5 separate regions of the Homo sapiens genome follow, and all the other regions are linked to region 1. Evidence: chromatin contacts called from ENCODE Hi-C or POLR2A ChIA-PET data. All regions are on one chromosome and are shown on one strand. Each heading gives the region's core, a stretch centred on a gene start or an enhancer-like site at or near the end of the contact. The rest is flanking DNA. Distances are from core to core; before and after follow the strand shown.

The links. Hi-C counts contacts between places; a loop is a spot of excess contacts on that map. ChIA-PET counts read pairs that join two places held with the same protein, here RNA polymerase II (POLR2A). Pooled maps may share reads with other maps.
Region 2: a map with no recorded cell type shows a loop between it and region 1 (9-fold over the local background). The contact joins the promoter of DNLZ here to the enhancer-like site in region 1. A Hi-C loop is called at or near these places in 2 of 37 single-sample maps with no recorded cell type and 2 of 50 pooled maps.
Region 3: a loop to region 1 is called in a pooled map, with 10 times the contacts of the local background. The contact joins the promoter of QSOX2 here to the enhancer-like site in region 1. A Hi-C loop is called at or near these places in 3 of 37 single-sample maps with no recorded cell type and 3 of 50 pooled maps.
Region 4: a loop to region 1 is called in a map with no recorded cell type, with 7 times the contacts of the local background. The contact joins two enhancer-like sites. A Hi-C loop is called at or near these places in 4 of 37 single-sample maps with no recorded cell type and 6 of 50 pooled maps.
Region 5: a loop to region 1 is called in a pooled map, with 4 times the contacts of the local background. The contact joins the promoter of PPP1R26 here to the enhancer-like site in region 1. A Hi-C loop is called at or near these places in 1 of 37 single-sample maps with no recorded cell type and 1 of 50 pooled maps. POLR2A ChIA-PET finds 5 or more read pairs at or near these places in 1 of 52 experiments (activated CD4-positive, alpha-beta T cell).

What each region holds. Positions count from the first base shown.
Region 1 is chr9:134,388,700-134,393,255 of GRCh38, forward strand. The region is part of intron 1 of RXRA (retinoid X receptor alpha); the gene reads left to right. Among named protein-coding and RNA genes, the nearest start is that of MIR4669, 12 kb to the left of the region's middle. RefSeq lists enhancers at 1,564-1,613, 1,974-2,063, 2,444-2,543, 2,594-3,083, 3,124-3,333 and a silencer at 4,284-4,556. Within about 2 kb of position 1,997, at least 7 of the 41 ENCODE cell types and tissues checked have a DNase peak (open chromatin) inside an H3K27ac peak, as active enhancers do.
Region 2 is chr9:136,361,474-136,366,029 of GRCh38, forward strand. It overlaps DNLZ (DNL-type zinc finger), which reads right to left and starts at 2,271. Exons shown (of 3, transcript NM_001080849.3): 1 at 2,014-2,271; 2 at 1,516-1,655; 3 at 1-707. The coding sequence starts at 2,241. The coding sequence ends at 539. CARD9 (caspase recruitment domain family member 9) reads right to left here. Exons shown (of 13, transcript NM_052813.5): 11 at 3,668-3,744; 12 at 3,010-3,086; 13 at 2,483-2,928. The coding sequence ends at 2,829. It overlaps LOC124902309 (a long non-coding RNA gene), which reads left to right and starts at 1,896. Exons shown (of 2, transcript XR_007061863.1): 1 at 1,896-1,979. RefSeq lists silencers at 1,627-1,906, 2,007-2,506, 2,537-2,636 and enhancers at 2,848-3,738, 3,739-4,556.
Region 3 is chr9:136,244,030-136,248,585 of GRCh38, forward strand. QSOX2 (quiescin sulfhydryl oxidase 2) reads right to left here and starts at 1,783. Exons shown (of 12, transcript NM_181701.4): 1 at 1,447-1,783. The coding sequence starts at 1,774. RefSeq lists silencers at 1,311-1,720, 1,751-2,020 and an enhancer at 3,818-4,556.
Region 4 is chr9:133,142,372-133,146,927 of GRCh38, forward strand. It overlaps a transcript of RALGDS not described here. Among named protein-coding and RNA genes, the nearest start is that of GBGT1, 19 kb to the right of the region's middle. RefSeq lists enhancers at 1-217, 268-317, 717-846, 897-986, 1,439-1,998 and silencers at 2,145-2,244, 2,275-2,394. Within about 2 kb of position 2,085, at least 27 of the 41 ENCODE cell types and tissues checked have a DNase peak (open chromatin) inside an H3K27ac peak, as active enhancers do.
Region 5 is chr9:135,477,340-135,481,895 of GRCh38, forward strand. It overlaps PPP1R26 (protein phosphatase 1 regulatory subunit 26), which reads left to right and starts at 2,443. Exons shown (of 4, transcript NM_014811.5): 1 at 2,443-2,683. RefSeq lists silencers at 2,965-3,024, 3,035-3,084.

The DNA of each region.
Region 1 (4,556 bases), core at 747-3,246:
GCTCTCCCGGCCCCTTTCCCTGGTCTTCCTGCACCTGGATGGGGAGGGGAGTCATCCTTCGATGTCCTTCCTCTGCCTCCTCCTCCTTGTGAGCCAGGTGACAGCCGGGTGCCCTGGGGCAGATGCTGAGGGTCTCCAGGTGTCTGGAGGCTGTGAGTTCTCTGGAGGGACAGAGCCCCCTCCCTGCTTGGTGGGGGCTGCTGCTTGACGGACTGGGTGTGGGTCAGAAGCCCTGGAAGACACATTTCTGGCTCCTCTCCTTCGTGCTGGATGCCCCAGAGGGCTGAGACCCGGTGACCTGCCTCCTCCAGGGTGGCCTCAGGCCTGTGTCCACTCACCTCCCTGCCAAGCTCTGGTCCTCCAAGGAGGGGTTTGGTCTCCTGGGTCCTCCTCGGAGAGTCACATCCGCCACCTGGCCGGTCCTGTCGTGGACGCCCTCAGCTCGCTCCCGTCCCCTGCCCCTCTGGATGGCACAGACTGCACGTTGTTGCCATTTCACGGAACCCGTTTTCCCGGATTTGTCAGGAGGGGAGAGAATGGTGGAAATGCAGTTTTGCTGGGTTCCCTGCACACGTGGGCGCTGGCTTTGGTCACCCCCGGGGGGTTGCTCGTGGGATCCAGAGAAGTGGACGTTGGTGAGGCCAAGCAGGCTGGGAAGGGTGCTGGACAGGGACAGCAGAGGCCTGGCCCCAGGGGGTTAGGGGGCCAGGGCTTGGGCGCCTCTGTCCCGGGCTGGGGGCTTTGGACTTTGGGGGTATAATGGGGAGCCCTGGGACAGCAGAGGGCTAGCCCCAGAGGGCTAGCGGGGCCAGGGCTTGGGCATCTCTATCCTAGGCCTGGGGCTTTGGATTTTGGGGGTGTAATAGGGAGCCCTGGGAAGTTCTGATGGTGACAGAGTGGACATTCTGCCAAGTGACCAGTGGAGGGGACAGTGGTGGAGAGGGTGTGCTGAGCTGGCCTTAGCCTGGCCTGGGCAAGGTCTGGACTTGGCCATGTCTGGCTCTGCCTGTACAGAGGGGGCTGGCAGACGTTCCTGCGGGAGGCACTCTGTGGATGGGGTCACCCAGAGTCTGGACAGAGACTCCATAGCTGCAGCTGGCCTCTCCATCCCTCCCCTTCCTTCCGAGGCCCCTGGGGGCTGCCGGCTAGGCTGGGAGTTACCGTGCGTGCTAGCTGCAGCCCCGTCTCAGGTTCTTGGGGCTGGGCACCGAGGAGCAGAGAAGCTGCCTGCCACCTGTTCACCCTCGCATCTGCAGGCCAGCGGCTCGTCCCCTCCTGCTGCCACAGTACCCTGATATGTGCCGATTGGTGGGATTGGGAGGGGACACAGCGAGGCCTTGGGTCAGAGCCTTGATGAGGATGGGGGTGGCCGTCCTGGGGGCAGCAGGCCGGAGCCTGCGCTTGCCTGCATTCCCCGGCAGGATTTTTCTCTCGGCCTCCTGGGTCGGCATCTCCTTGGTGCAGGGTGGAGTCCGCTCCCCAATCCCTGGGCTTAAGGGAAGGGGAGGGGGAGTCTGACACACAGTGGGTAGGGGCCCGGGTGCCCCTAGAAGTGGCCAAGTTCAGACCTAGCCCAGGCCAGGCTAAAGCCAGCTCAGCACACCCTCCTCTCCATTGCCGTCCCTTCCACGGGTCACTTGGCGGGAGGTCCACTCTGTCGCTGCCAGAAGTTCCCAGGGCTCCCCATTACACTCCCAAAGTCCAAAGCCCCCAGTCTGGGACAGTGGGTGGGGGGCCAGGCCCTACACAGCAGGCACGGCAGCCAGGAGGGAGGTTTCTGAGGCTCAGCCTGTGGGGCCTGTGGCGCCTGTGGCCACGGGGTGGTTTGTCTCGCTCAGAGTGGTGATGAGCCTGACCCGGGCCCTCAGCAAGTTTCTGCGGGGCAGGAGGGACGTGCTGAGGCTGAGCTCGGAAGAGGCAACTCTGGGTGCAGTTGAGCCTCTGGGCTGGTGTCGTTGAGCTCCGCCGCAGCCCTGGGAGTGGCAGAGGCAGGGAGGGCGCCCATGTTGGGGTTGTGATGGGGGAAGTCCTGCTCAGCGGGCTGACGTCCCGTTCTTGGTCTGTCTCATGGGTGAGGCCCTGTCCCCCGTCTGCAGATGCCCCGCCAGTCAGGCCCCTGCACATGACAGGCATCCGGCTCAGGTGCGTGGGTGGTAAGCCTCTTCTGTGGGAAGGATGCTGCGTGCTAGGGTGGGCCTGGGCTTATGGCACGGGTGTGGAGGGGATTCTTGGAAAGCCGGCACCAGCTGGAGAGGGTCCCCACTGCCAGCCTTGGGTGCTGAGCAGGTGCTCTGTCCTTCAGGGGTTCCCTGCCTGGACTCTGTCCACCGCGTGGCCCCGGTGGCCATGCCCTGCCTATTCTAAGCACCGGTGCCCCCATCTGCAAATGGTGCTGCTCAGCGGGCCGTGGGAAGACTGGGGATGTCCCCCAGAGAGGCCGGCCCCATGCCAGGCCCCAGGACATGCCTGGGGGAGCATCCTCTGCCCTGATCATTTCAGAGTCCCCGACTGAACCATCGTGTTGGCCTCTGGCATGGAGCTGGCCACGCTCCACCACAGGTGGGACCTGAGGAACTGCAGGGGTGTTCCTGAGCCAGGTGGCCGTGCACATGAAGGTGGAGACGAGAGCCGCCCTGAGGGTGGAAAGCCTGGCCGTTCCACGACAGAGCTGCTGGCAGCGGTGGCAGGGCCTCTGAGCCACCGAGAGCAACATGGCTCAAAATGAAACAAGAATCATTTCTTTTCCTGTTGAAGGGAAACTACCCCCAGGAGCCCACAGGCTGGGGGCCCCCTCGCCACACAGGCGGGCTGTGGGGCAGGCGGGGTTTCTCCAGGAATTCCCCTGCTTCCCACTCACCCTCCTCGAAGGTCTGGCCCTGTGGTGGTGCTAGACACAGTTCAGGGGTACGGCCTGGAAGGGAGGCTGCGCTGCCCAGGAGCCCCTGCCTGGCCCTGGAGAGGTGAGCATTCTGCCAAGTCCCCGAGCTGGTACCCGTCCTCCAAGGTGGGCGTCATTGCTGGAACTCTCAGGGCTCATGGGTGTCTGCTGTGTCTGGCCACCCTGGTGGTCGAGGGGTGGCCAAGGGGTGGACCGAGGCTTCAGAAAGCCAGGCCTCCAGGCGTTGACCCGGCAGCTCTTGTTCCGGGCTTGGAAACATCTCGCCTCCTTGAGCCCTGGTTCCTCCCCTGCAGGACGGGGGCAGGAGGAGCGGCTCCCCCTTGTCACCACACTTCTGTGAGCTCATGTAATGAAATGTTGGCCTGGCGTGCACCTGCAGTTAGGTGTTTGAGCTGTGGTAGCTGCGGCCTACGGCAGCTCTTCTACCACATGATGGAGTCTGTGTGTTTGCAGGGGGCCGTGACAGTCACCTGGCTTGGTGCAGTGTGCAGGGCAAGCCCCGGTGTCAGAGCCTCCATTTTGCAGAGGGGGAGGGTGGGAAGGACGTCACATGCAGGCGATTGGGGCTCCCAGCTTCCTGGTGGCCCCACGCCTTTGGTCACGCCCTTTCCGTGACTCCGCTTCTTTCCACGGGGACTCTGCCAGGACTGGGGCTTGACTCCCGCCCTCCCACCCTCCTAGCCTCTGCCCCAGGCAGCAGATGGGTGGTCTGCTCACGATGCCCCGGGGGGAATGGCCGTACAGGGGCACAGGTCAGCTTACCGAGTGTCTCCGGCCTTGTGGCTGGAAAGCAGCTCTCAGGACTCTCCGGGGCCCCTTGGCATCTTTCTAGGTGGGTGGCCCTGAGCCCACCTCCTCCCTGTACCCCCATGGCAGGAGCTCCTTTTTGGGAACCAGTGGAGCGAGCGTGGCTGGACAGGCCTGGCCCCAGAGCTGCGCGATTTCCATCACGGCTCTCCTCTGGCTTCCTCCTTGGCGCTGGCTGGGCCAAGCCCTCCTGACTTCTGGGTCCCTGGGATGGGTGGGTGACTCCGTCCATGAGGCTACCTGAATTCTCGCTTACCCTAGCCATCTTTAGGCTGGGGGATGTGGGTGCTTCCTGGTAAAATCAGATGCCCTGTAGCTCTCCTAAAAGGGCCAGCCTCAGATTTGCGGTCCCTGGTCCTGGCCCCTGGGTTCAGGACTTCATTTTGGCCGTGCGGGTTGCACCTTGGGGATGGGCGTCCCTTGAGGTTTGTGCCAGTCGTGGGAGTGGAGGAGTAGCGGCTGCGTTGGGAACCCGTCCCTGGGCAGGCACTCTGGGATGGGGCTCCGAGTCCCACAGTCACTGGCCGGTCATTGCCAGCCCCTCAGCCCTCTAGGGACAGACCCTGCCTGCTCGTCCCTGTTAGGGGCCAGTTCTGCAGGTGGTTACTTGGCTTCTTCTTAAAAAAAAAAAACCCATCCTGCCCTGGGAAACCCGGGAATCATGGGGAAGCGGGAAATGACAGTAGGGAATTGACATTTCCTGAGCCAGCGTCTGGGGCATCGGACCAAGTGCAGGGCGAGCTGGGCAGGGAGGGGTGCAGCCGGCTCTGCCGTCAGCCTAAAGCCATGAGCGACCTGGGCGCTCTTCTCCCTGTAGCACTGGGGCACACACAGGGTGGTGAAGGGGGCA
Region 2 (4,556 bases), core at 1,021-3,520, 2.0 Mb after region 1:
AACACACGGCCACGCCATAGCTGCTCGTCCTGCCTGGGCCAGCAGGCAGCCTGGTTTGCTCACTGTTTCGCCGACGGCCGGCGGCCGAGGACCAGGGCTCAGGTCTGCACTGGCTCACGGAAGGGAGGCCGCCAGAGCTGGCCAGGGGGGCGGCAAGGGCCTTGCAGAGGAAGGCTGAGGCTCACAGGGGTGGTGACCTGCTCAAAGTCACGCAGCGACAGCCAGGAAGGGCTCTGACGCCACATCCAGCCCCCTTTCCACGCGACTGTGGCCTCTGTGGGCAAGAGCTGGGTGACTCTGTGTAGAAGGAACTGTGGTGAGGCGAGAGGTCCTGCGGCTCCTATGTCCCACCCAGCAGCACCAGGGATTCAGAGCAATCGTTCTAACTCCAGAAAAAGAAAGGCCACGAGGGCCACAGGCCCCAGCATCTGGAAGTAATGTCTGTTTATTGATAGAAAACAGGCCACGTCCAGAGAGGCCCAGGGCCAAAACCTCCTTCTGGAAGGCCGAAGTCCCACAGTGCCGGGGAGCGCAGGAGTCAGCTCGGCTCCGTCTTGCCAGGGCTGGGGGGACCCTCATCCTCACCCGCTTCCGGAGCTGCAGTGGATGTGGGGGCCCCTGCAGCCTCCAGAACCAGTTCCAGGGCCCCCTCGCCCGCCACACGGTGCACCTGCTCGCCTCTGGCCGTCAGGATCTCTTCGATATTTCTGGGGGGCAGGGAGGCAACATGGCTCTTCAGGGCCCCCCAGCCGCCCTGCACTTCAGTCCCCTCAGGGCGCCCCATGGCCAGGCCAGAGCTGCAAGCACCAGGCCCAGCACTCCTGTGGCATCAGGCCACACGGGCACTTCAGACGCTGGCCTGTGTGCCCTCACCAGCCCTGTGTCTCTGCCGGTATGCGCCGCCTCAGGAACCCAGTCTCCTGCTCCTGCCCCCTATGTGCCAGAGGGAAGAATCTGCAGCCCCGGGTCTGATGGGAGGACAGTCCCAGCTCCAAGGGCCAGGTACCACCAAGCACCTGGCATGCTGGTCTCAGACCTGCTGTCGCTGTTACTGTCCTGCCCAGGACCTCCCGGCCAGGCAAGGCCCGGACCAGGCTCCCGGCACCACCTCCACTGCTCTCCCAGCAGCCAGGGCCCAGGCCACACCTCCTGGTCCACACCCCAAGCCTTGCTGTGGGCCAGCCACCCCAAGATGGCAGAGGGCAAAAAAGTTCCACGCTAGAGAGGGACAAGGCTGCCAGTGATGGCAGAGGGCAGGCAGAGGCAGGGAGGCAGGGCCACAGGGCTGGCAAAATTTAACAAATAAAAACGCACCCCCTACTTGGGGCATACTTAAACTCAAAAGCTATCTGGGCTTTATAGGAAATTCTCATTTAACTGTGTGTCTTGTATTGATAAGGTGGCTGGATTTCCCAGGTGAGATCTATAAACCTCAACACTAGGGCAAGGTTCCCCCAGGGAGGCCAGGGTACTTCTGGGTGGCCTTCTGGCCCAGCCCTGGGGTACAGGCCTCACCTCTTCCCATTCAGGTCCGAGAACCAGCCCAGGTTGTCAGCGATGATATGGTGGTTCTGGCAGCCGGGGCAGGTCACAATGACCACGCCTTGGTGATAGGCCAGCTTGGAGATGCGCTTGGAGGACCTAGTCCCGCAGACCTGGCTGGGACAGGGTAGCTGGTGAGGCTGTGAGGGCCGCCACGCCCCTCCCGGGAAGACCCGCCCCTCTAGGGGTAGCTCCAGCCACCTCACCCTCTCCAGAGAAGGCCCCGCCCCCGAGGGATAGCTCCACCCACCCCCAACCTCGCCCTCTCCCGGGAAGGCCCCGCCCCAGGGACGGCTCCACCCCTCCTCATGGTCCGCCTCCGCTCCCTCCCAGAAGCCCCAAGGGGTGGCTCCACTCCTTCCTGTGACTTGACCACGCCGCCTCCCGGATCCCCGGCGGGCCGCTTCTCCCCGCAGGCCGTGTAGCGTCAGATACGGGTCTGTCCCCGGTTCCGTCCCGCCGCGCGCCTACCTTGCAGGTGTAGACGAGCTGGTAGTGCGCCGCCTCCACGCGCCCCAGAGCCGCCGCGGGCCCCGGCCCCTGCTCGGAGCTTGAGCGCCGCCAGCCCCAGGCCCAGGCCCGCCGCCTCCCCGCGACCTCTGGACGGGCCCCGCGGCCCCACAGCCGCCTCAGGCAGGGCGCCCGGGGCTGCACGCGACTCAGCAACCTCGGCGCGCCGCGCAGCGCAGTCCGCAGCATCCCGCTCGCCGGCTCCGTCCGCCCTGCCCCGGCCCCGCCCCGCCGCCATCTTGGAAGTGGGCGCCGGGCGGAAGCGGCGTTCTTGGGCTTCCGTCTTCCGGGTCGGGGGCGCGCTGCGCTATGCCGCCCCCTGGCGGCCTGAGGGGGCCCTGCGTCCACGTGCAGCTCGCACCCCGAGGACACCGCGGGCCGCAGCGAGGAGGGACGGCCGCGGGGCTGCGCGCGAGTGTCCGAGCGGGAATGCGGGTCACCCGTGCTGTTTATTTACGCAGCTGTGTTTTCTAACACTAATACAATGCATGCATGTATTGTGTGTTACATGGTGAAACAGAACAGATCCTGAAGTTACACAGATGGCGTGTGCATGGGGGTGGTGAGCACCCGCATGGCCTCCGCAAAATGAGTGCCGCTTAACAAACGGCCCCAATGCCCGGCAGTCCGGCTGGGCCTTTCAGGGCACCAGATTCCTCGTTCCAGGCCAAGTCAGCGACGGCTCGGGGAAGTCTGCGCCCCAGGGCGTCGGCACCCCCGGGTGGCAGGAGGCCGGGCCGGTGGGTGTGCCCTGGTCGGGGCCTGCGCTGCTGCGGCTAGGAGCCCTCAGTGTCGGTGTTGTCGCTGCCCGTGGTGTTCTCCCGGTCCTCCTCCCCCTGCCGCCATCCTTTCTGCATCTTCCTGAGGGCGCGCTTCCTGTGAAGACAGGTGTCTCAGGCGCGACCCGGCTGCCGCTCCCCAGCCCGTTTTGGAGAAGCCTGGGGGCCGCCCGCCTACCTGCGGTAGTTCTCAAAACTCTCTTTGAGGCGCCGCCGCTCCTTCTCGGGCGGCTCCCCGCTGCTCAGGCCTGCGTCCTGGAGAAGGGGGAAGGCTCGGGCTCCGGCCGGCTCCCCTGAGGGAACCCGTCCTTCTCACCCGCCCCCCACTGGCCCCTGTAACTGCAGACTGGTTGGGAGGCGAGGAGCCCAGACAGCCTCAGCTCAGCGCCAAGCTCTCCCTGTGGGACCTGCCTGTACCCCTGGAGGTGAGCCGGTGTGGGTAGCCTGCATTTCAGATGCCAAGACACACCCAGGAGGCCAAGCCACGGCTCCAGCCTGGGGTCCGGGCCATTGTTTCTACAACAAAGCCCGAGGTGGTGCTTGCTCTCAGGACTCCTGTGTTCACCTCCTCATCCACTGTAAAGGCCCTCGGAAAACCAGGACCAGGCACATCCACGTCCAAAAAGCCCCCCAAGCTGCTGCAGTGCCCAAGAAAGGGGGATCCACTTCGCAGCCCAGACACCGCACCCCGAGCACTGTGGGCAGAGACCTTGTGGTCACTCCTCAGCTGTCGTCGGGGCCACCGCAGGGGGTGCCCAGGGCAGGGAGCCACTCTCCCTGTGATCGGTCACCCTGAGGCCCACGGCTGGGAGGACCCCACCCCGGGGAAGCCTTACATGGGGGTTCCGCAAAACCTGCTCCTGGTGCAGAGCTGCAAAGGGCTGTTTCGGGCTCCCCCCGCCGGCAAGGCAGCCTGGAAAGGAGAGTCGTGCCTGTGGGACCTGCCCATCTGCTGGGCCACGTATAGCACGGCTGCCCCACCCCTCCCCGGCATTGCAGTGGGGCTGTCTTCCAAGGCCTGGTGGGATCCCCACATGGGTCCAGTGTAGACTCTGCTTTCTGTAGATGAGACTGAGGCCTTATGGCCTCGCTTGCCTGTTCATTGCTCCAGGAGGCCGCCAGATGCCAGCCCAGGCCCAACGCTCCCGCCAGTGACCATCCCTCCCCCGAGCTGGCTGCCTGCCAGGGAGGAACGCCTCCCAGACCTCGGGGGAACTTAAACCCTGGGCCTGAGCAGCACCGTCCCCCATCACTCCAAAGCATCTGTGGGCATGGCGGCCCTGGGGAGAGAGTTGGGGACAGCTACAGTGGCTGTCTGGGTCCTCCTGAAGTGGGGGCAGGGGTACTGCAGCAATTGGGAGAGAACCTTCAGGCGGCTGGACCCCCTCAGAAACCGCCAGGACCTGGGCAGACCAGGGATCAGGACCCTTGGGCAGAAACCACGCACGTCCAGTCTCAGCCCCACTGCGGTGAGGGCCAGGCCAGGGCTGTCCTGGCCATTGGCAGCCCCTTAGAGCCAGCCCCTCCCCTGCTCACCCTCCAACCTTCACACCTGCCCCTGCTCCTGCCACAGCCACCCAGGGGGATGGGGGCAGTGCCTGAGCCGGACTCCTGGGTCCTGCTCGCCTCTGTGCCTACATGGGGGCTTGGCATCCCCATGTTCAAGTGTTCTGAGCTGCAGCCAAAGGCGCTGGTCTTCACTTCCCCGTCTGCGGCTCCTCCTTC
Region 3 (4,556 bases), core at 533-3,032, 1.9 Mb after region 1:
CGATCTTTAGACTTCAGCGACTCAACTGAAAAAAAAAAATCAAAACCAAAACCCACAAAAAAAGTGACCAAGTCCTGCCAGGGCCACCTGCATTTTAATGAACATATCTGTTTCTGCCACTGAATAACACACAAGAACTGAAGGGTTCCCTACGTGATTGAATTACTTGTTTGTTTTCCTAAAAGCAGTGTCTAAAAACCCCACTGAACAGTTTTTCTGTCCATCTCTTCCAGTCTCTGACCTCAGTTCTGAGTCAGGTCAACAGGGACATAAGAAAACATGAGATCAAAGAGGAGGAATCCATTAGAATCAAAAGGCCCCAGCTCTCTAAGAGGAGAATGCATTTTAAAGATAACCATTTACAGTAACATACAAAAGCCCTACTTAGACTTGAAAAAAAGTTTCTTTACAAATCTGTTTGCGATGAGAAAAATACAGCAGGATTGGGTGTAAGGCATAAAAACAAAGGTGCAGGAAGAAAGAGTAGCAATTTGTTACAGATCTTGCCCACTGAAACATGTAATTTGAGGTTAGCACAACACAGGAAGTCCTGCCAAACCTCACTGGGTCGGGAGGACCTCCTACTTCAGTGATTTAAATACCATTTTAAGGGAAGGGTGTTGTGAATGCCCCCTCCCACGCCAACTCTAACCTGTAGAGCAGGCGAGTAACTTCGTGACTGGTTAACAACGTGCGACCAGATGAAAGCACTAAACAATAAAGTGCGGAACACTACCAGCAGTTTGGTGAAAGATTTCTCAAAGGCTGTGCATCTGTGATCAAGGAGCCCACCAATGAAATTCTTTGTAGAGTTAAAAAAATTGCTTTATAGGTTGTTTTGGGGTATTATAGAGAAGTCTCCAGAGTATTTGGACTTCTAAGTTGTGGGTTCACTTTGAGCACCCACTATATGGCCAGCGATCCGAACCAGAAAGTTAATGATGAAGGTTCAAAGGGAATGGGGTGGCTACGAGTGTGGAATAGGAATGAGGGATCCTCAGAGAACAGGAATTCTGGGCACTGGGGATGGGGTGTGTGGACGCTAGGAAACAGGTAGGGTAGGAGGCCTGGAAGGTCAATGAAGTTCTTGGGGCTCAAAACATAGGTATTTTGAGAGCTGGGATACGGGAGGGCTTCCCTATCCCCAAGCGTGCGGTGAGGGCTGCGGGAGAATGGTTTCATTTTGACTTCAGACAGCCCAACTCGTCAGGATCTAACGGGGATTAACTGGGAGAGACATGGGGAGCAGCTGGCTTAGTCTCCCGCCCCTGGAAAGGCCAGGGTTGGTCCGAGTCGGGTGCCTCTGTGGGGCAGGGACTGGCTCTGCGGTAAGGAAAGAAATACGGGGGAGGGGCCCCGGGACCCGCCTTCTGGGGCGGTCGCAAGGGGTCCCGGAAGGCCGCGGTCCCGGGGGTCGGGGGGTCCCCGCGCGGGGGCGCGCCTCACCTCGCACATCCCCAGCCAGGGCCCGCCAAGTGGGCGCGTAGCCGATGCAGTGGCCACACCACGACGAGTAGAACTGCACGAGCCACGCGGCCGAGCTGTTGGCGGTGGCCCCGCGCACGCTGCCGCTGTCCAGCACCCACACGGCGTCCTCGCCCGCGCGGTACAGCCGCGCCGCACCGCCCGCGCCCGGCCCCACCGCCGCCGCCGCTAGCAGCACTAGCAGCCGCGGCAGCCGTGCGGCCCGCGGCGGGGGCGAGCGCCGGGCTCTCAGCGCAGGTCCCGCTCCGATTCCCGGGCTGCGCGCCACCGCCGCCCCGGCCGCCGCCATGTTGGAAGTGCCGCCGGCGCGCTGAACTTTCACCCTGGCAACCACCGTCACGTGCGCCGGCGCGCCCGGCCCCGCCCCCGCGCGCCCAGTTCTGTTCCGCCCCGCCCCCTCACGTCTGACCCCGCCCTCTCTCCCCGCCCCCGCCCCCGCCCATGCGTGGCAGCCCCGCCCCCAAGAGTCTGATGACGCCATCTCCCCGCCCAGGCGCGGCAGGCTCCGCCCAGGCCCCGCCCCACCCCGCCGCGCGTTCCCCAAACCCCTTCCCTGAACAGGGCCAGGTGGCCACATTTAGCAAATGGAAGTGCACGACGCCAGGTTCAACGTGAATTTCAGACAAACAGTGAGTCGGTTTTTCAGCCTAGGTCTGTGCCATGCCTGAAATACAAATTTAACAAGACATTCTTAGACGTAAAAAACTATTCCGGGGTTCTTTTACTTGGCAACCCCACCTGGGGCTTCAGAGGGTCTGCAAGCCAGCCTCGACTTTTTAATATGATATTGGAACGCTTAGAAAATGCAGCAAAACATCCACTCAAAGTCAGATGTGTTGTGTGCTACCTTTTAGGATGTTCCAGTCGAATGCAGCTTCACGGTTTGGAAATGAAATCATATGACTTTTTTGCTTCATTGAACAGGATACCTGATTTTTTTTTTTGTTCCTATTCCTAATTTTTACACATGTCAAGATTTTCTCTGAACTGTGTGACCAAAACAAAACAAGGGAGTGGGCGAGCCTGGGCAACATAGCGAGAGCCCATCTCTTAAAAAAAAGAAAAAAGCCGGGCATGGTGGTGCACACCTGTAGTCCCAGCTACTTGAGGGGCTAAGGTGGAGGATGGCTTGAGCCTGGGAGCTTGAGGCTGCAGTGAGCCGTGACTCTGCCACTGCACTCCAGCCTGGATGACAGAGCGAGACCTTGTCTCAAAATAAATAGATAACTGTATTGTGGGGTTCTGTGTAAGATTTTGTTTAAAAGGTTTTGCTGCTAACAATGGTTAACCCCAGATGAGAGGATTCTCCCCAGAGGGCCCCTGGCCAAGGCGTCTGCTCCCTTTTCCTCACGTCCTGCGTCTCCCTGTTCATGTTTCCTTCCATCACCCACGTTTCCTGGCTTCTGCTCTGTGCCAAGCCCTGGAGACAAATCAAGAACAAAACCGAGCCCCCAGTGTCCCTGGCCTGCATTTGGGCAGACCCCAAACAAACCAACGCGTAAAGCAGCCACCGCGTGCTATGAAAAGCAATGAAGCCGGACACGGAAGCAGGTGCCAGCAGGGCTGCCGTACAGAGGAGGGTGGGGAGGTCTTTGAGAAGGTGACCCGAATGGAGAAGGAGGTGAGGGAGGAGGCACACATGCAAAGGCCCTGGGGCAGAAGGGTGCTGAGCACGCTGGAGGAACAGCAAGGAGCCGGACCTGGTGGGAGCGGAGCAAGCTGGGGGAAGCGTGGGAGGGAAGAAAAGCTGAGAGCCCGAGCGAGACCCAGGGGGCCTCACAACCTGGGCCGCAGACTCAGACTTTGATGCTGAATGGGGGGGTGGCCACGGAAGGATCGGTGCAAGGATGCAGCTCTGCCCTTCTAGTTGCAGAGTAGGAGGGGCAGGAGGGGAAGCAGGGGACCTGGGAGGGGCCGCCGCCTCCTTCCACAAGCTGGAGGGACTCCGGGGAGGGGTGAGAGGCAGTGCTGGTGGAGGGGTCGGCTGAGTCTGGGTGGAGGCAGAGGGTGTCACATTCGCAGAGTTTGGGCCAAAGCAACCAGAGGAATGGGGTTGCTTACGGCTGAGACTAAATCCTGCAGCGGCGAGATGGGAGAGCTATGCTGGGGAGGATGCCATGAGTTTGCTTTGGACCTGTTACATCTGAGCAGCCTTTTCAACCTCTAAGGGAGGTGTCAGGTCAGGGTTTAGAAGTGGGAGTCGAGTCTGGAGCTCAGCGCTTGAGGCTGCTTGAGGTCCCCCGGGGAGGCTGTGGGACAGAGGGGAGGGCCACACACTGAGCCCCAGGCCTCCAGAAGGAGCAGCAGCGAGGTGGCAGGGGAACAAGGAGTGGAGGAAAGGAGGCTGATCTGGCTGAGACAGAGGACGTCATGAGCCCAACTGGAGGGGCACATTCGGAACATCGGGGCAACACCTCACCCCAAACCTGCTCGGTGAAACGGAGCCACCCCTGGGACCAAGCTTAGCCCAGCACTTAGAGGCCACACCCCAAAACAACCAGAGTTTCTCCCATCTAAGGCAGGGCGGGGGAGGGGAAGGGGTTAGGATTGAATCTCGGAGTCTACGTAAGAGCTGTCTGTGCTGAGCCAGATCCTGCCCAAAGCCTGCGTGAAATCTGCCCCCCACCCCACCTGCAGGAGAGGCATCGCACGTCGCTGTGGCAAAGGCCAGGTGACTGCAGGCGCGGTTAGCGTGCGTGCCGCGGAGCGAGAAAACACGCGGCCAGTGGCCATTTTCAGATGCCCTGACAGAGACAGCTCTGGCTTCAAAGAGATCAAAATGCGGGGAGATCACATCTCAGACATGATGAGATAAGGCACTGTGCAGGCTGAGGCAGCAGCATCTTGGACCTAATCTGCTGTGTTGGATCCTGATGAGCCTGATTCCGGGAAGGCCTCCAAGATTTCCAGTTGATCTGTTGTTCCCTGTGTAGAGCAGGTACTTGCCGTAAATCCCACCCTTAGGGCACAAAGCCTTGATGCTGTCTGCTTCAGGTTTCTGCACGTTCCTTCTAAACCAGCCTCCCCTATGGCAGATAAGCCCTGGGCCTGGGGGTGGTGGCGGGATCCCG
Region 4 (4,556 bases), core at 835-3,334, 1.2 Mb before region 1:
GGTGGGGGTTGGAAGTGAGCCATCGGAAAGCCCATCGGAAAGCCCCAGCCCGGAGCCTTCCTGCAGGCAAGTATTTTGGGGGCCAGCAGTTGCCAAGCAACTGCTCTGGGTTGCCACGGGAACACTCCCTTTTTTCTGGGGCTTGTCATTCTTAGGGGGATGCCACAATGCTTCCCGTTCCCTTTCCTCTCCACTTCCTCACCCTGGCTTGGCTGCCCTGGGAGGGGACACTGGGAGTCCATAAGCTCACACCCCACCCCTATGGGGGGGCCCACATACCCCTGGCCCTAAGACTCTTTGAGGCTCCAGAATCAAGAACCCCCAAAATGCAAAGCCCAGAGTCCAAGGCCTTCATTAGAGCAGGGAGACGATGAAAGGGGCTCATTAGCTCTGTTTATGTCTCCTTGCCGCCATTAACCACCACTTGGGGCCTAGGGCCTCCCAGCCCCGCCCTGCCCAGCAGCCGGGCCCAGCCCTGACCGTTGGAAGGCCACTGTAATTGGAAGGAATGTGGTCCTGGTGCCTGGCCCTTCCCAGGCTTGTGTGCACACGGGGAGGCGCCATTGCCAAGCTGCCACTACCTAGCTGTGGGAGTTCCTTCCCCTTCCAGTGCCTCAGTTTCCCCACCTGGAAGTGAGGATGGCAGTGGCACTTATCTTGCAGAGTGCTGAGCAGATACAAGGGACACTTTAGCACAAGGCCTACAGGCTGGCTGTCATCACCAGGCACCTCTGCAGCAGGGGACAGAGGGAAGGACTCTGTGGAGAATAGTCCTGTGGCTAGCGTGCAATGGTGACTGACCACGCCACTGATGGCAGAGTGGCCACTGAATCCAGGTCCCCAGGCTCGCAGCCCATGCCTTCTCCACAAGATCTGTCTGCCCCATACCCCTGAGCCTTCCACAGAAGCCAGGGTGCTTCCCACAGGCCAGGCACCCAGCGCCAGCCAGGTGTACAGAGGCCAGTATCTGCTGTGTGAATCAATCGCTGAACCAACTGTCAAGGACCAGCAGCCTCAGGGGCGGGCCTGGTAGCTCGGTGAGCGAGGAGGTGGTGGGAGGGCCTTGTGCGGGTAGGGAGGTGACAGTAAGAAATGGCCTCTTGCTGGATGCAGTGTCTCAAGCCTTTAATCCTAGCAGTTTGGGAGGCCGAGGCGGGGGGAATCCCTTGAGCCCAGGTGTTTGAGACCAGCCTGGGCAACATGGTGAAACTGTTTCTACAAAAAAAATCCAAAAATTAGCTGGGAGTGTTGGCGTGCACCTGCCGCCCCAGCTACTCTGGAGGTCTGAGCCCAGGAGGTCGAGGACGCAGTGAGCCGTGATCTGGCCCCTGCACTGCAGCCTGGGCCACAGAGCAAGACCCTGTCTCAATAATAATAATAATAATAATAATAATAATAATAACAACAACAACAACAATAATAATAATAATAATAATAATAATAATAATAAAATAAAGGAATGGCTTCCACTCATTCCACTCCTGGGCCAGCGGCCCGCTGTGCACTCCGCTCCCTTTCGCTGATGCCATGTGAGCAGCTCCATGGCGGGGACCTGACCCCTGCTCCTCAGCCCCACACTGCCTCGCCCCTTTGTATATCAAAGGCGCCTCTGAGGGGCTGTGCTGACCCCCACCAGGAGCAGCAGGACCACCTCAGGCATCCCAGCTCCCCTGAGGCAGGGTCTGGGGCTGGGGTTGGGGGGAAGGACCCCTCAAGTCTCTATCTGCACAGACAGCCCACCCGTGCCCAGGGCTGCCTTCCGAGCACCCGCAGACCTGGGCCTGCAGTAACAGGAGAGCTATCTGCAAACCGCAGTGTCATCAGCCGCACGGCCTCTGGAGAGGCCTGAGAAAGGCCGGCTCAGCTTGCAGGCGAGGAACCAAACGAAAGGCAAACTCCTGGCCCCTGCAGCCTCGCAGGTCCCCTATCCCTCCTCCCTGCCTTCCTTTCCGCCCCGCTGACACCACGGTCTGCAAACCATGGTCCTCCTCGCCACCCCTGTCACCTCCTCCTCCGCCCCCCGCCGGCCTCCGACGCAAAGTCGCCACCCAGTCACCCCGCCTCGGCCCCGCCTGGTTTGATTTCCTCCCGTGTGTGTCACCCATGAGGTGGCCGTGCCCCTGGCCTGTTTACAGCTGTGCGCAAGCTCCTCGCGACCCGAAAGCGAGACCTTTGTCTGCGGCAGCTCCGCGCCGGGCTGGGCGGCCGCACGGGAGGGCACAGCGCCACCTGCTGGTGCTGCCGCCAGAGCGCGCCAAGCTGAGGAGCAGGCGGGCTCCGCTCACGCCCCCACACCCCCTGGCTGGGGGCTGGGTTCCTGCGATGTCTTCCGACTCCCCGCTGCTCCCCTAGTCCCCGTAGGCACGCGGGTACCCGGCCTTTGGGAGGGGGATCATTCCCAATACTCCTGTTACGGGTTGAACTGTGTCCCTGAACAAAAAGATCTCTGGTACCCGTGAATGAGATCTTATTTGGAAATAGGGTCTGTGCGGATAGAATCCGGATGAGGTCATACTGGATTAGGGTGGGCCTTAATCCAATGACTGCTATCCTTATGATAACAGGGAAAATTGGACAGACACGCACAGGCGGACAGACACGAACTGATGAAGGCACAGTTTGCAGTCACACGTCTACAAAACCAGGAACGAATGCCAAGGAAACTGGCAGCCACCAGAGGTTGGAAGATGCAAGGAAGTATCCTCTCCTAGAACCTTCAGAGACAGCATGGCCTTGCTGACCCCTGGATTTTGGACTTCTGGCCTTTAGAACTGTGAGAGAATACATTTCTGTTGTGTTGAGCCACCCAGCACTTTGTGACAGCAGCCCAGGAAGCTGACCCGATAGACACTGGTCCCAGTCATCACCCTCTGTGCCATCACCACACCTCCCCTCCACGAATCAACCACGACCACAGGACACCTCCTTCTGGAATCTCTCTGTGCCCACGCACTCCCCAGATGAGCACTTCCCCTTCCCCTGGCAACTCCCCGGATTCTTGTTACCCCCACCCCCCGCCCCGGCATGGCCTGGGCCCAGGAGACAGATACGAAATGAATGAGTGAATATCCACCTTTGCTACTTCGTCATATTCAGATGTTCGTAAAAATCTGTATGTTCGTCATATTCAGATGTTCGTAAAAATCAAGTGGCAGCAGTGCTGGGGGTTAAGGAAATGGGGAGAGTGATGGCAGATGTGTGAGGGGAGACAAGGGGCACTTCCAGGTACTCACAGCCACCCTGGGAGCTGGGACAGCCAACCAGTGTGTTCTCATGCTCCCAGCCCCTGAGGCTCAGAGAGGGGAAGCCATCTGGGTCACCAAGCTCCTGCCTCTTGCCAGTTCTGTGACCCCAAACTAGCCATTGTGCCTTTCAGGGCCTCCCCAGTCTCCTGACCTGCACAATGGGGATGGTTCTAACGTCTACTTCCTGGGGACATCACCACGCTAATGTGAGACAATACTACAAAACCTGTTAGCTGCCTCACAGACTTAGAGATGGAAGGATTAGGAAGGAAAAGGGCCTTCAGAGACTGCAGGGTCCTGCTGACCCCTGGATTTTGGACCTCTGGCCTTTACAACTGTGAGGAAAGAAACTTCTCACAGGGGCGAGACACAGCCCGGAATACAAGTCGGACAGGCTGGGCACTGGTGCTGTGATCTGGGGAAAGTCACTCCCTTCTTGGTCTGGTTTCCTCATTTGCACCATGAACGGGTTGAAAATGAAGCAAAAATCAGATATCGGCCCCCTGTGGCATATGGGAGCATCTTCCAATGGGAACACCTTCCAATGGCTCCCATGATGTTTGTTTGTTTGTTTGTTCGTTTGTTTATTGAGACAGGGTCTGGCTCCGTCGCCCAGGCTGGAGTGCAGTGGCATGATCTTGGCTCACTGCACTCATCACCTCCCAGGTTCAAGTGATTTTCCTGCCTCAGCCTCCGGAGTAGCTGGGATTATAGGCACCTGCCGAGACACCCAGCTAATTTTTGTATTTCTTTTTTGTAGAGACGGGGTTTCACCACGTTGGCCAGGCTGGTGTTGAACTCCTGACCTCAGGTGATCCACCCGCCTCGGCCTCCCAAAATGCTGAGATTACAGGTGTGAGCCACCGCGCCCAGCCTCCGTTATGTTTAGAATCAGGCCTGACTGCCTCCTCTCAGACACTGTCCCAGGCAGCCTCCACACTGGCCCCAGAGATCCCTGCCTCCTGGTACATAAGTTGCTGAGTGATCCCCTTCCTCCGAGGGTGATTGGATTTAGTGACTGGCTTCTCACCAACAGAACACAGCACAGGTGATGTGAGGTCACTTCCAAGATTTACAAAAAACTATGACTTCTGTCTTGCTTGTTTGCTCTTGTTTTCCTCCCCACCTTCACCCCTCACTCTGGGGAAGTGAGTTCTGATGCCGTGAGCTGCCTGCCCTACAGAGAGACCCACATGGCAGTGAACCAAGGGAGGGCCCCCACCAACAGTCACAGAAGAACTGATGCCCTCAGTCAAAACTGAATCCTGCCAATAACATGAGAATGGCCTGGGGGCGGGTCCTGCCCAGTCC
Region 5 (4,556 bases), core at 1,193-3,692, 1.1 Mb after region 1:
CAGTAGCTCCCATCTGTAATCCCAGCACTTTGGGAAGCCAAGGAGGGTGGATCACTCAAGCCAGGAGTTCAAGACCAGCCTGGGGAACATGGCAAAACCCCATCTCTACAAAAACATACAAAAACTAGCCAGGCGTGGTGACGTGCACCTGTAGTCCCAGCTACTGGGGAGGCTGAGGTGGGAGGATAACCTGAGCCGGGGGAGGTTGAGGCTGCAGTGCCATGATCACGCCACTACACTCCAGCCTGGGTGTACACAGAGTAAGACCCTGTCTCAAAAAAAAAAAAAAAAAAAAAAAAAGGTTGAACAAACAAAAAACCAAAATCCAAAGTCAAAAGAAAAATGACAGAAAAATAAATGCAATGTACAAGAGTATATTGTACTACTGTACAATATTCTGTGTTATTGTACTGTTGTACAATACACTTTTTTTCTGAGACAGAGTCTCGCTCTGTCACCCAGGCTGGAGTGCTGTGGCACCGTCTCGGTTCACTGCAACCTCCACCTCCTGGGTTCAAGCAATTCTCCTGCCTCAGCCTCCCGATTATCTGGGATTACAGGCACCCGCTACCACACCCGGTTAATTTTTGTATTTTTTAGTAGAGACGAGGTTTCATCATGTTAGCCAGGCTGGTCTCAAACTCCTGACTTCAGGTGATCTGCCCAACTTGGCCTCCCAAAGTGCTGGGATTACAGGGGTGAGCCGCCGCGCCCGACCATACATTGCATTTACGCTCTTGTACAGAGTAGCATACAGCACAGAGAAGAGCTAAATTCCTTACGGTAACAAGCTCTTAGAATCCCTAAGAAAAAGACACACAGCCCAACAGAAAAATAAAAAATGGGCAAAGAACACAGACAGGCAATATTCCAAATGGCCAATAATAAAATGAAAAGATGTTCAACATCACCAGCAGTCAAAGAAATTAGGATTCAAGTGATGAAAAGGGCTGTTTCGCCTATCAGACTGCCAAAGACATAACGCAATGACATATCTCAGGGCTGGCAAGAGGACAGGCAAGCGGGCATGCCCGCTCACCAGTGGGTGGACGGCAGGCTGGCCCCGCATTTCTGGAGGGCATTTTGGCAAAATGCAGCATAGTCTTTGGCCCGCCGGCCTCTTCTAGGGATTTGCCCGCAGGAAATGCTCAGAGCCGCTCTAAGGAGGCATCATGAAAGCTGTTCACCACAGCACTGTTTTAAAAACTGTGAAGCAGCATGCCAAAACCTTAACAGCCCATGTCTCTGGGAAGTCACCTTATTAATTAGATCATCTCCCCAAAGTTTGGTAATGAAAGAGTATTATTTCATGAGAAAAAAAAAATTGCTTTTTGAAAAAATTCACGAAGGCATTAAAACAATTCTTTAATGGGTTTCCTGACCCAAAACTGGCCCTCCAGCTTCCCAGGCTGGCATGACTAGAAGCACCCCTCCAAGGCAAGTCTCTGATTTTGATCCTATCAAATCTCTGACACTTTCTAGACAGGAACCGAACCCACAAATTCATCTCCCAGACACGTGTGGATCAGGGCCCAGGGGGCTTACAGAAGCAGCGCGGTGCCCCTGCGCACCATCTGCCCCTTCCACGAGTGGGCGCTGAGGGAGGATCCAGTCGGGTCTGCCCGTTCCCCGCCGCCCGGGGATGCTGAGCACACCCGGGCCACCGCCAGCCTCGGGCACACACCCTGGACCTTTTATAAAACAAAACTGGGAAGACTTTCAAGGTCACATGGTCAGTGCACAGCAGAAGCAGAAACAGCAGCGGCCTCAAGGTCCGGGGCAGTTCCTAGAAACTGTTCCCTCCCCCGAACCTGGCGGCAGGTGTGCTCGAGGAGCCGCCGCCCCGGGCAGGTCGTGCGTCCACTCCCCGCCGCAAGCTCGGGTGGGGCAGCCGCGGGGACACGCGGGGGCCGCCCCCGACCCCGGCCCAAGGCTGTGGGGCTGGAGGGGCGGGCGGGCCGGTCTCAGCCCGGAGCCCCGCGTGAACTTCGGGGAGGAACTCGGTTGGCGCCGGGGCCCCGCACGCTCCCTTCCCGCGGCTCCGAGCGCTTTCCCACGGCCACGCCCCCCGCGCCCAGAACTTCCCGGCGACCCCGCGCCCCCTGCGCGCCCCCCGGAGGTGGCCGCGGTACGGGAGGCGGGCAGCACGGGGCTCGGCCCGGCCCAAGCGCCTTCGCCCCGCACCCCGCGGAGGGGGCCGCGTCCGAACCGGGCGGGGCGGGGCGGGGGCGTCCCCGGGGCGCGGGCGCGGCGGCAGGTGGGCGCGCTCTCGCGGGCGGGGGTCCGGCCGGGCCGCGCGCCTCCCCCGGAACTCGGCCGTGCCATTCCCATGATGCCCAGCCACGGGCACGGCTTCCGGAGTGCGGCCGCCGCCGCCACCGTCCGGTAGGTCGCGGGGAGGGGGCGGCTTGGGGGGGTCGCCCCGCCCCCCGCCCCGCCCCTCCCCTCCCGCGCTTCCCACGGCGCGGCCCGGGCGCGGGGCGGCGGCAGCGGCGGCGCGCGGGGAGGCGGGGAGGCGGGGGGCCCGGCCGGACGCCCCTGCGCCCCCTCCCCGCGCCCCGGCCGAGGGCGGAGCGCGCTGGCCCTGCAGCCTCCGGCCCGCCCCCGGCCCGCCGCCTCCCCCGGGACGTGGGACGCGGGCGCAGGCGGGGTCCGCGCGGCGGGCGGCGGGGGACGGGCGGAGGTGAGCGGGTGCAGGGCCGGGGCCGGGGGGCTCGGGGGCTGGGAAGCTGGGGGGTCGGGGACAGGAGGGCCAGCCAGGCCGGGGCCGGCGCGCCGTGCAGGCCGCGGCGGGCGGGCGGCGGGGGCTCCCCGAGGCAGGCGGACGGGGATCGGCGCCGGGGCTGCTCCGTTCCCCGGGCGGGGATCCTGTCTCTGGCCTCCGTGCGACTCTCGGCCCGCGCGCCCCGCGCTCCTGGAGCCCCAGGTGAGGCGCAGGTGAGGGCCCGCGGTGGGGAGCTTTGGCCCGGCCCGGGGCGGCCGCTGCCCTCCGAGAATGGCCGCGGCCCGGCCGGCCTGGAGACTGCGGTTCACGCCCTGCGCCAGGCGGAGCTTCCGGGAGGGTGGCCGCTCTCCCGGGCCCCAAGCTCGCTAGTCCTCGGATCCCAGAAACATAACTCCGGGGGTGCAGACCTGCTTGGAGGCCCGGCCTCTTCCCTGGGAGGCGTTCACTCCCGCCGGGCCGAGGACCAGGTCGCCGATCCCAGCGGCTAGGGTGAGCGCGCCCTCGGGGAGGGGAGCTCCCTTGGGGGACCCTGCCCAGCCCGCAGGCCGTGAGTAGCCCAAGCTTGGGAGTCAGGGGAGGTCGGGCCGGGGCAGCCGGGAGGGGCTCACCTTGCCTTCAGTTCCCAAGCACAGGAAATGGCGGTGCAGCTTTGCTGGGGGACGCTTGTAGTGAGGTTGTAAAATTGCAGCTTCTGGAAGGCTGGGAGCTGAATTCTAGCCCACGCCCACTTCTGGGTGGCTGGAGCGGGTCCTCCTGCTGCCCCGCCCGCTCCTGCACCGGGGCTCCTCTCCCTGGCCTGCAGACCCTGGCCTCCCTACCCTGGGGGGAAACCCCACCTGGGAGGTAAGACCGCTGGCTGAGCTGCTTTTCGGCCAACCGAGAAATGTAGAGTATTTGGGGGCGTTTCTCACAGGTGGGCAGACTGTTAGGATGGCGAGGGCCCAGTGTGGGTGCTTTGGTTCTCTCCAGAAGGTTGATGTCTGGACCGAGAAGGTACCCGAGTGTTCTCCACCGCTTCCTAAAATCTGACACCGTGTGGCCTTGGGGTGCAGGTGCTGGGTGTCCCCACAGCCACCCTCAAGACCGTATCCTGAGGCAGCAATTTGACAAAGCCTGCACCTCTGGCTTGGGCCCACACCTATCTCTAAGGACTGATTAGGGGGCTTTTCTTGTTTTTTTTTTTTTTTTTTTTTTAGAGCCAGAGTCTCGCTTTGTCGCCCAGGCTGGAGTGCAATGGCTGATCTCGGCTCACTGTAATCTCCGCCTCCCTGGTTCAAGCGATTCTCGTGCCTCAGCCCCTGGAGTAGCTGGAACTACAGACGTGGGCTCCCACGCCCAGCTAATTTATGTGTTTTTAGTAGAGATGGGGTTTCGCCATGTTGGCCAGGCTGGTCTCGAACTCCTGGCCTCAAGTGATCCACCTGCCTCCACCTCCCAGAGTGCTGGGATTACAGGTGTGAGCCACTATCCCCGACCCAGGGGGCTTTTCAAGAATGATTCATCTCGCATAATGTTTTAAAGCCACAAGCTGTCCTGGGGAGACGACCCCCCTCGATTTTTTTTTTTCTTTCTGAGATGGAGTCTCGTTCTGTCTCCTAGGCTGGAGTGCAGTGGCGCGATCTCGGCTCACTGCAACCTCTGCCTCCTGGGTTCAAGCAATTCTCCTGTCTCAGCCTCCCCAGTAGCTGGGATTACGGGCACACGCCACCACGCCCAGCTAATTTTTGTATTTTTAGCAGAGGAGGGGTTTCACCATATTGGCCAGGCTGGTCTCAAACTCCTGACCTCAGGTGATCCACCTGCCTCAGCCTCCCAAAGTGCTGGGATTACA